2 separate regions of the Homo sapiens genome follow, and region 2 is linked to region 1. Evidence: chromatin loops called from intact Hi-C (ENCODE). Cell type or tissue: gastrocnemius medialis. All regions are shown on one strand. Each heading gives the region's core, and the rest is flanking DNA. Links, peaks and the distances in the headings are about the cores only.

Region 1 (5,842 bases), core at 331-5,330:
GCCCCCGGGCCGCCTCCCGACAGGCTCCGAGAAGCCGGACACGGAGTGGCGGTGCACGGGAGGGGGCAGGGAACGGACCACGGGGAAATTGTGTCGGGGCCTCTCTCTGGGGCACAGCGGCCTTTGCTGTGTCTGCTCCAAGTCCTCCGGGCAGGGCTTTCCCTCCTGTGACTCGCCATGCTTCTCCTGAGCCTGATCCGTCTTCCTCCTCTTACTTGCCAGCTTCTTTGCCCGCCGCAGGGCTTTCTCTGTTTTGGGTGGGACTGCAGGTGGCTTGCTTGCTGTCCTCTCTAGCTGTGCAGGAAGCTCAAGTCTCCCAGAGGTGCCTGCTGGGCTGGTGGCCACATCCAGCAATGAACCTCTTGGAGAGAGGGTCCGGAGGTCTTCTGCCGACAGCTCAAGTAGGGGGTCAGAGCCGCCCTCCCACACGAGGGCGTGGGTCAGGTCCTCCCTCCGGGTGACCCTGGCAGGACTGGAGCTGGCCCAGGGGCTGGCTTGATTAGGCTCCTCGGGAAGCAGCTCTGGTCCTCCAGGGGCCTGGGAAGACTCCTCCCAAATGTTGCTGGCAGCAGGGGAGCAGGCACTGCTCTCCCCGGGGGAGCCGGGGTTGGGGGAATTCGCCCTCTCACTGGGGACCAGTCTTCTGCCAGGGGGCCCTGCTCTGGGTGTGGACAAAAAGTGACTCTTGAAACCTGGTGTTTGCTCTTCCCAACAGTTTTCGGGCTGCCATGGGGGTGGCTGGTCTTCTATGTCACCCTCGGGTAAAGCAATGGTGGGGATGTGCCATGGGGCTGCCAGCTTCCCTGAGTCTGCAGAACCGCTCTTGCAATTGCTTGCCACGAGGCCAGGTGCAGCATCTGGTGGTGCCTTCACCCGGTCCCCCTCTCCCACCAGAGGCATAGATGGGAAATTCCCCTTTGGGGCTGGCTGAGAGGCCTCCATCCTGGCCATGCTCGACCCCTGCCCAGGGTCCTCCATGACCTCGTTGGCCATGCACTTCACACGTGTGCCCCGTGTGTTAGTGGGTGTCGATGTACCAAGAATGTCCTGGTTTTCGGGGGCACAAAACCCAGGATCCTCACCCCATTCTGGCCTTGGCAATTCCTCCTCTTTGTGGCCACTGCTGAGGGAGTCCTCCAAGGACATGGTCCTCAGGAGAGGCAGCATGATAGGTTTAATTACGGGGGTAGCTCTGAGGGTGTTGTCTTTAATCGTAAACAGCATGTGCCTGTTTGAAGCAGAAGATGGTGAGGGAGTAAGGTCTTTGGCCTGTGAAAAGGTTGTGCCCTTATTTTCCCCAATCCAAGAGCCTCTGAAATTAGCTTCCTCTGCTGATGCCTTCCTGGTTCTTCCTCCAGACACACTTTCCCTTTCTCTTTGCAATGCTTCCCCCTGGCTGCGGTTTTCCAGGCATGCGTGCCCATTGCTTAAGGCACAGTACTGCAGCTCATCCTTCCGCATCACATTCTCCTTCTCATCCTTCTGACTGTCACCTGCACTCACATCCTTCCTCCTGTCTTCCCGCTGGTTCTCAGTAAACCACATCTTCTGCTGATCATCAAATGAGGCAAAGGATTGATCTGAAGAGCTGGTGCTGAATTTGGCCTTACCTTTGAGGCTTGGCATAAAATCGGATTGGCTGTCACTGTAAAACACATCTTCCTCCTCAGGAGAGAGGGGCCCTGGGAAGAATTTCTGGTTCAAATGTGTGTTCTGAAGTCCTGCTTCCCTCTCAGGTTCTGTCTCTTGGGACACAGATCTGGAGAGCCCATTCTCTAGCTGGTGGGTCTTCATTTTCTCTGTAGCCCCTCCAGGCTCAGGATCCCTATTGCAAAGCCTCAGGGAGAGGTGTTTCCTGGGGCGGTGTTCCCTGGAGTCTGGACACCAGCTGGATCCGGCAGGACCCATCTCCAACTCTCCTTCCACCTCCTTGTTCTCATAACTGCTTCTCTCAGCAGCCTCCCCATTGACATAGAAGGGGGCTTTGGCGATAGTCGGAGCTGTGCTAAGAGTTAGATAGCTGTCTGCAGAGGGCTCACTGGGGTCAGCTGTAGGGTCCTTCTGGGGATTGATGTGTGATGCAGTGGGGTCATCAGCGGGTCTCTCCTTAGAAAGCTCATTTGGAGGGCTTTCCTCAAGCCCATTGGGGAGGATGACACCGTTGCTCACAGGTTCTTGCTTTCCATCAACCTTACCTCTAGTTTTCTCATCAAGCACTTTCAAGAGAGGTGAGGAACTGTATGTGCTCTTAACACGCTTCCGCACGTCCTTGAGGTTGAACAGCAGGCTAGGGGCTTTGGACTTGTAGCTGTCTCGAGACTGACATTCACTGGGCTCCTTCTCTTGGTATCCGTTTAGCTGTCCTGGGGGTGATGGGGTTCGCTCTGCTGGCTGGCTGTCTGCTGAATCCAGGGCGTGCTTGCTGGGTATGATGGGGGTCAGGAGCTTACTGATGTTAAAGGGGGGATCATAATGTTCATTGGGTTCCACAGGCAGGTCAAGAGCATTGTTTTCTGAAAACTGTTCCTGGGGGTTGTGTTTTGTATACAAAGGTGGGCCTCTCTGGTTGGTCTGTGTCTTTTCTTCTAAAGTATCTTGTAGACTTTCTTTCCCTTTTTTGCCAGTCTTTGGCTTCCTCCATGGGGGCTGGGCTGGCTTCTCTTGAGAATCAGGTTGTGAGCTGGGAGCTTTTCCTTCCACAGCAAATACCTGGGCTCCTGGATCCCTGCACCCCCAGGGTATAGATGTGGACAGAGCCCCTGCTGCAAGTCTGTTCTCTTCCTGACTGCAGCTGGCCTGGACCTGGCAGGGAGAGACTGTGCGCTCAGGAGGACAGGGTTCTCTTAGCAAGGTCGTGTCCCCATAGTGCTTGGGAGCTTTGCTTTCTGGGACGGTTCCAGCTGTGTCCTTTCTCTCCAGCAGCTTTGGTTGGTGGGCATTCCATGACTCAAAAGCACTATTTTCACTGTGCAGAAAGGTACCTTTGCCTCTCCCAGGCTCACCCGTGACTGGCTTGTGGTGTGGAGAGGGGAACTTTGACTCACATAAGGTGGCCGTGTCATTGGCTGCTGGGAGGAAGCTGCTGGAGCCGTGACAGGCCATTTCTGGATTCTTGGAGGACTCCTGTTCTCCGTGCTTCCTGCCTGGCTGGTAGCTGTTCTGATGGGTGTTGGAAACTTCAGCGGGCACCCTCCTGACTGTCAGAAAGGCAGAATCGAAGCAGAAGTTGACACTGTTTTCTGGAAGAGGAGCGAATTTGGGAGGATTTTTCAGAGCCGGAGGCTTGCTGGCAGTGGGCCTGCTCTCACAACGTTGGCTCTCGGTCCTGTCGAAAGATTTAATTAGTGTTGATACTTTGGAGACAGGCTTATTGCTGCTCCTTAGGCCGGAAACTGGCACCTCCAGTCTCCTCTGGACTGGCGTTGGTGGGGGGCTGGTTTTGGGGTACTTTTCCTCTCCCTGAACGTACTTGGGTAGCTGTTGGAAGGTGGCCGCCCAGCCCGAATGTTCCGTGCCCTGTGACGGTAACTGGCTCCAAATGCCACTTTTCCTCTGGGTGTGGCCCACTGTTCTCTGGTGAAAAGTCCCAAACACCTGTCGGGTGATATCCGGGGACACAGCCAGATAGGAGTCATGGAAGGATGTGTCCTCGGAGATGCACAAACTCCGGAATGCCCGGTCTGTTAGGCTGCTCACCTCCCTGTCTGCATCATCCAACACGCTGCCGATGCTGGAGGAGTCGCTGAACGCGTCTGTGCACTTCTTATTTCCTTGCATCATCTGTTGGCTCCAAGAAAGCTGTCCTTGTCAGCCGGCAGGTGTCTCTGGTGATGATTCTGTCAAGGTTAGGTGTTTCCCTCTTCCCCAAAACTAGAGCCTCTCATTGACCAGATGCAATTGCAAAGTGGGGATTTTTTTTTTTCTCTGCAAAAGAAAAAGGTGCAGGGCGTGAACAAAGTATACAGCTCTACACAAGAATATGTGCTGGTTCAGGTGGAAAATGGTGCCTGTGAGGGTTAATTTTATGTGTCAAACTTGGCAAGCTTGCTATATGTATAGACTGTAGACCGGTCTAGCTGTTTCTGTGAAGGTATTTTTTAGATGTGATTAACACTAAAATCAGTAGACTTTAAGTAAAGCAGTTTATCTTCTATAAGGCAGGTGGCCCTCATTTAATTAGTTGAAGGCCCTAAGAGTAAAAAGACTGAGTTCGCAAGCAACACAAACAAAAATAGACAAGTGGGATTACATCAATTCAAAAGCTTCTGCACAGCAAGGGAAACAATCACAAAAATGAAAAGGTATTCTATGGAATGGAAGAAAATGTTTTCAAACTGTGTATCTGATAAAGGGTTAATATTCCAAAATACATGAGAAACTCCTACAACCGAATAACAAACAAAACAAAATGAAACAAAACCCCAAACCCGCTGATTTAAAAATGGGTAGAGAAACTGAACAGATATTTCTCCAAAGAAGACATAGAAATGGCAAACAGGTATATAAAAAGGGGCTCACCATCACTAACCATCAGGGAAATGCAGATCAAAGCCACAATGACATATCACATCATGCCTGTTAGGATGGCTATTATCAAAGAAAGAAAAGATGACAAGTGTTGGTAAGGATGTGGAGAAAAGGGGACCCCTGTACACTGTTGGTGGAAATGTAAATTGATGTAGTCACTTTGGAAAACAGTATAAAGATTCTTCAAAAAATTAAGACTAGAACTACTATATGATCCAACATTCCCATATCTGGGTACAGGCCCAAAGGAAATGAAATTAGGATATTAAAGTATCTGCACCCACCTGTTCATTACTCACAGTGGCCAAGACAGAGAAGTGAACAAAATTTCCATTGATGGATGAATGGATAAAGAAAATGTGGTATATGCATACAATGGAATTATTCAACCTTAAAGAAGCAGGAAATTTTTAAATTTATGATAACATGGGTGAAATTGGAGGACATTTTGTTAAGAGAAACAACCCAGTCGCAGAAAGACAAACACTGATTGATGTCACTTACTTGAGGAAGCTTAGACAGTCAAACTCATAGAAGCAGAGTAGAGTGGGGGTTGTCAGAGGCTGGGAAGCAGGGAAGGGGGGAGTTATTTGTCAAAGGAAGTAACGTTTCAGTTATGCAGGATGAATTAGTTCTGGAGATCTGATGTACAGCAGGTGTCTGTAGTTAACAATACTGTGTTATGTGCTTGAAATTTGCTGAGGATAGATATTATGTTAAATGCTCTTATCACACATACACAAATAATAAATAAAAGCGGTGGGAGGAAATGTTTGGAGGTGATGGATAGTTTTATGCATGGATTGTGGTGATGGCTTCATGGGGTGCATACTTATCTCCAAGTTCATCAAACTGTACACATTAAATATGTGTGGCTTTTTGTATGCCAATCATACCTCAATAAAATGGCTTAAAAAAAGACAGTCCCTTGAGGAAGAGGAACTTCCGCCTTTGGATCATCTTTGGATTGGAGCTGTGTCATCAACTCTTCCTGGGTCTCCAGCTATTCCCATTTTGGACTTGCCAGCCTTCACAATCACTCCAGCCAGTTCCTTAAAATAAATCACTCCCTCTCTATAGCCACATATCCTATTGGTTCTGATCTTCTGCAGAATCAGACCCATACAGTGCCTGAAGTTCAGTGGTGTTTTTGCAGAGTCCTTCCCTGATATTCCATGGGTGTTCCCTCCTTGCTCATCTCTCTCACTGTGCATGGTTTATTTTCTTCATGGTACCAAGCATGATCGAAGATTAAGTTTACATCTTTGTGGCCTATCCCATGATTAGACTGTCAGTGCCAGGCATATGGGGACTG
Region 2 (5,842 bases), core at 428-5,427, 100 kb after region 1:
ACAGAAGGAAGTCACCTGCATCAGGTGGCAGAAGTCCCATGGCATCTCCGCTCTGGAGGGCTAGCAAAGGTGAGAACAGATGACTGTTTATCTCAGGGGCAGAGGGCTGAGGACTAGTGACCCCAAGCTTCTCCCCAGACTGAAAGATGCTTCAGAAGACTCCCAGAGCCTCAAAGCTAGGGGGGAAGATGGGAAGGGAAATGCTGAACTATCAAGGTTCCAGTCCTGGCTCCCTAGCTGGGTCTCCCCAGAGCTGCTCTGATGGAGTTCCTCAGGCTGGCTGAACTCCCACTGTCCTGGCCACAGTCCGTCCCATGTACCAGTCTTTCTGCCAGCCCCAAACCGTCTTGTACTCCCAGAGAATAAAGCTTGTTTCTTTTGAGGTCCCAGAGCTGTAGGGGTGGCAGGATAGGGGCATGCTTTTGAATGTGGGTGGTAGCATCACATAGAAGTGGGTTCAAATCCTGGCCCCACTATTTACTGCTGTTTGGCTTGGGCAGTCAGTATAGTCCTTACCCTCAGTTCCTCTGTGTGCAAATGGTGATAATGATAGTCTACACCACATTGAGCTGTCATGAGGGCTAAATGGCATGAGTGCAAAGCCCCTGGCACTGTGCCTGCTTCAGAGTACAGAGCTTGGCGGCTGCAGTGGTGACCACGACCAGCTTCAGAGACCTATGGAGCTTTAGAATCTTACAGACCTGAGGTTGCCCCCCAACTCTGCTATGTGTTAGTCACCTGCCCTTGGGTAAGTCCTCTTCTCTCCCAGCCTCAACTTTCCATTTAATGGTTGCCCCATAAATACCTTTCCCACTACAGGCATTCTGCTACTTAGGGGAAATTTTGAGATGAGAGAATGCACATAGAATCTTGCAACTGGGACAGTTTAAAACAACCACTTTTTCTTTAATTTTGTGAAACTTGATGCTCATGTTGATATTAGATAAGATTTGGCCGGCTAAAATCGAAATAATAAATTAACCACATTGGTCACATGTATTGGGAGATACTCATTCAAGTCCATCAATGAAGCTTTTAAAATTCAAATTCAATATGAGTATGTTCAGATTATTTATTTATTTGTTTACTTATTTTTGGTTTTTGAGATATGAAATAAGAGTTCAAGATTTGACCATCACTGAAAGAAAAAGTATATATAAAAGACCTGGCATAGAGTTTGAATTTTATACTAAGACTACATAGGCCAGTGTTGAAGTGTTTATGCAGGGGAGTAACATGAGCTGATTCATGTTTCCAGTATGTTTATGCATTACTGTGGTTGCTGGGTGGAGAAGAGATCATACAGGGGAAGGAGAGGAGCCAGGAGAGGAGTTGAAGGTATTGAGGTATTGAAATAGCTCCAGTGAGAGGGGTTGATGACTTGGACCAGGGAGGTCACCATGAAGATGCCAGCTATGGGGTCTGTTGTGATGCTCAAGCATGGTATATTAAGGATAGCGGATCAATGTGTGCACCTCCCAAATTAGGGGTTGGAGAAGCTAGCTGGGTAGATAATGAGGCCAAGAGACAGGCTGAGTCTCTTGGGATATGGGGGATAGTCCCCTTTCCCAATACACCCCATAGTTTCCCAAGGCTTGGTAGAGCATCCCAGTTTTTTAAGGTGTGCCTGGTGGGACCAAGGAGTTACTAGAGACATAGACACACTACAGGCCAAGAGCAGGGAAGGGGCCAGCCAGAAATTCTATTTTCCTCCTGCTAGGTTTCAGATGCCAGCTGGAGATGCAAGTGGAGAGATCAGAAAGGCAGTTGGGTATGGAGCTTTGCAGGCTGGAAGTGGGGATCGGCTTGTGAGTAAATATGAGAACCAATAGCATTTGGAGGAAAGCATAGGTGAGACTTGGAGAAGAAAGACCAGAAATATGCTTTGGTGCTAATGTTCGTAGGTTGGGTGTAACAGAGGAAGACAGCCAATGAGGCTGAGAGGAGAGCTGTGGGGGGAGAGGAGGAAAACAAGCAGAGAGTGGTGTTTACAGGAGCCAGGACAGGCTGTGGCCAAGAAAGAGCTGTGGCCACTGTGCCGTTCAGGAGGCAATAAAAAGATTTGACTCTAGCCAGGTTTATGGTGACACTGACAAAAGGAATTTCAATAAAGCAACAGAGATGCATGCCCACCTGGAGTGAGTTGAAGAGAGCAGAGCAGGTGAGACAGTGTAGATGGCCTTTGAGAGAGGTTTTGCTGATATGGAGTGGAGAAATGGGACAGTAGCAGAGAGAAGGAGGAAAGCCAAGGGGATTCTGGTTGGTTTTCAGATGAGCCCCTAGAGCATGTGTGCTGTTGAGTGATCCAGCAGAGGGGAGAGGCTGATGCAGTAGGAGAGAAAAGGGTGGCAGAAGAAATTAAAACCTTCAGAAGATGAGTGGGGATGAGACTGAGGATGCAAGAGGTGGAACCAACTGTTCACATGAGGCAGGGCACTGTGAGGGGGACTCATGAGACACTCACCAGCATCCTTTTCTTCTGTGCCATGTCCATGATACGGGGTTGCCCTGAGCTGCAGTGGCACTTGTCACATTGAACCAGAGAACACAGAGGCCAGACTCTGGGTCCAAGTGCTACTTTATGAGTGCACACTGGGAAATCCTTGAAAGGAGATGTAATCCAGTCTCTGGCTCTCCCCATTCCCTCCACATGGGTCTGCAAAGACCCTCCAAACTGAGGTGCCCCCGTCAGTCAGGGCATGTTGGGGACACTCCACTGTCTGCATTCTCCTGATAAAGTTCAGGATGGTGAATAGAGAGGACTTGTATCACACTTTCTGCCATGTAGCCCAGCAGCAAGCTAGTGACATCTACTGTGCTGTCCTGGGACCACAGAGAGGAGGGGTGGGGAGGCATACCTAGTTATGACAGAGTTAGGGATAGTCCCCTTTCCCAATACACCCCATAGTTTCCCAAGGCTTGGTAGAGCATCCCAATTTTGTAAGGTGTGCCTAGTGGAACCAAGGAGTTAGTAGAGACATAGACACACTACAGTGGGTCTAACCAGCGTCTAGTGGCTGAGATTAGGGAATACACATACAGTATTACAGCTGGGACAATTTCTACAAGGAACTGGCTGGAGATATGGCTGAATCAGTAGTCTGAGATTCCCAGGGGGCTACCAGGGCCTGCAGATCAGAGAAGCCATCACTGAGGGAGCACCCATCCTACACTGTCTATGCCATGGACAAAGTGGGATGAGTCCTATTTAAAGCATGAGGTCACCAGAGACCTGATAGAGATGGAAACTAAGAAGAGGGCATCTTCCTCCTTTTCTCTCCTCTGTTGCCTTATAAACTTCAGAGTTATCATCAGCCCCTGGAGCAATGAAAAGCCATGAAAAGGGAAGAAGTCCCGAAAAGGGAAAAATCCTGATATAAATGAGTTTTAAATCTTAAGTGACGAGAAATCATACAAAGACTGAATTTATAGGAAAATGAATCAATTAAGTGTGTATAAAAGATAGGATGGGGTAGGGAATCAAAAATTACATTGAGTTGTAGAAAAGAAAGTTTCCTTTTTGCACACCTGTGCTGGGTAACTTTCCTTTGCCCCCACCCCTAGTTGTCTTGCTCACCCTTCTCCACTACTCCCTGCCCAGGGAGGCTGAAGTGTGGGGATTGTATCAGTGGTTTTCATCTGGACTTGGCCAATGGAGAGCCCTGGGAGGGAAGACAGTGAGGTCGGGATGTCAGCTCTCAGATGCCTCCTAGCAGTTGTCCTGAACTTGTTGCCTTTCACAAGGCAGCCGTCCTTCTTATAAGCACTCCTTTCTCTCCTCCCTTCAAGCCTAGGTTGGTAACAGTTCTAAAATACTGGGTGACATATTCTGTATTAGCCTATTGGGTCATTTTTTTTTTTACCTGTGTTGTTCAATCTTCTCTTTTCTTACTGAGTTTTATGATCTGCTTGTTTTGCCAGTTACTGAGGGAGATGTTTCAAACTTCAGCGTGCAGAAAGGAGCGCAGGAAAATAAAAACAAAACAAAACAAAAAAACAAAAAAGAGAGAGAGAGAAAAGAACAAAGAAGTAAAACAACAGCAACTCCAAGTAAGTACTGTAGAAACAAACTGAAAGTAGGGCTAGAAAAACAACACAGGAAGTTCAAGACCAGCCTGGGCAACATGGCAGAACCCGGAACCCCATCTTCACATACACACACACACACACACACACACACACACACACGATACATAAAACATTAGAAAATAAAAATGTAAACCGTTGTGGTGGCACGTGCCTATAGTCCCAGCTTCTGGAGTGGGGGTGGGGGACCGGAGGTAGGAGGATGGCTTGAGCCCAAAACATTGAGTGACCCTGTCTCAAAATAAATAAACTAACCAACCAACAGTAAACATAATAACAAATAATAAACGACAATAACAATAAACAAGTGGGAGAGAACAAAGGTAAGACCTCGGTATTTCCTCTCTCTCTCTGTCTCTGTCTCGCTGCATCTCCTGTAGTCTCAGCTACCCGGTTGGGGGGCTGAGATGGGAGGGATCACCTGAGCCCAGGGAGGTTGAGAGGCTGCAGTGGGCCGTGATCACACACCTGCACTCCAGCCAGGGTGGATTTGCCTATTTCCATTTTAGTTTTGTCAATTATTCTTGTACATATATTGAGGCTATGTGGTTAAATGTAAAATTTTAGTATTATTTCATCCTTCTGGTGAAAGTTTTCTTATTATCAAATGTCCCTCTTTATTTCTAATAATGCTTCTTGCCTCAAAGTCTGATATTAATATGACTTCAACTTTTATTTTAACTTCATATTTGCCTGACACATCATTTTCCATTAAGAAACTTTATTTATTTATTTATTTTTAGAGCAATTTCAGGTTCACAGCAAAATTGAGAAGAAGATACAGAGATTTCACAAACACCCTTTCCTCAACTCATGCATTCTCAACATTGCCACCATGGTGCATTTATTATAATTATCAACAACAAATTGTGCATTTGTTATAATTGTCAAAAACAAATTACACATTTGTTACAATTGATGGACTACAATGATACATCATTATTACCCAGAGTCCATAGTTTATATTAGGGTGCATTCTTGGTGTTTACCTTCTGTGGGTTTTGATAAATATAGAATGACATATAGGCACCATCATAGTATCATAAAGGATAGTTTCACTGCCCTAAAAATTCTTGAAATTCTCTGTGCTCTGCCTATTCATTCCTCCCTCTCCCCAGCCCTTGGCAACCACTGATCTTTTTACTGTTTCCATAGTTTTCCTTTTCCAGAATGTCATATAGCTGGAATAATACAGTATGCAGGCAGCTTTTTCAGACTGGCTTCTTTCACTTAATATGCATTTAGAGATCCTCTATGTCTTTTTCAACATTTTATTTTAAACTGTTCTGAATCATCCAAAGTGTGTCTTTTGTAAGTAGTTATCTCCCTCTAGTCTAATGATCTATGTATTTTATTGAAATATATATTATGTTTAAACTTACTGCATATGCAGAGATATTTACATTTATAATTACCCCTTTGTCACCCTTTTCTGTTTCTGCCTGATCCATGTTCTATTTTCTCTTCTTTCTTGCTTCCTTTGGATTATAATTATTTTTAATTCTTCCATTCTTTCTCCTTTATTAGCAAGTTTCTTATGTATTATTTTACTAATTTTAATGGTTATCTTGGAGATTGCAACAGGCATCACTGACTTATTAACATCTAATGTAGACTGATATTTTTACCACTTTCCATACAATGTAAGGGTGTTATTCTTCAATTCCATTTACCCATCTGCCTTATGTGCTTTTGCTGTCATGCATTTCAATTCTACACCTATTTAAATCCCACAAGGCATCATTATTATTCCTTT

Evidence for each region. Hi-C counts contacts between places; a loop is a spot of excess contacts. Peaks named below come from ENCODE experiments on the same cell type or tissue, not always from the same donor. Only the 100,000 strongest peaks of a DNase experiment are listed, where the experiment ranks them.
Region 2: a loop joins it to region 1, with 5 times the contacts of the local background. A loop is called at or near these places in 1 of 110 quality-filtered maps.

The regions. Positions count from the first base shown.
Region 1 is chr10:49,320,484-49,326,325 of GRCh38, reverse strand. C10orf71 (chromosome 10 open reading frame 71) reads right to left here. Exons shown (of 3, transcript NM_001135196.2): 3 at 1-3,924. The coding sequence starts at 3,780. Among named protein-coding and RNA genes, the nearest start is that of C10orf71, 24 kb to the right of the region's middle. In gastrocnemius medialis, for the core only: no CTCF peak of the experiment used is centred there; a DNase peak (open chromatin) is centred at 3,048; H3K27ac peaks cover 3,171 bases.
Region 2 is chr10:49,215,655-49,221,496 of GRCh38, reverse strand. No RefSeq gene overlaps it. Among named protein-coding and RNA genes, the nearest start is that of TMEM273, 30 kb to the right of the region's middle. In gastrocnemius medialis, for the core only: no CTCF peak of the experiment used is centred there; no DNase peak of the experiment used is centred there.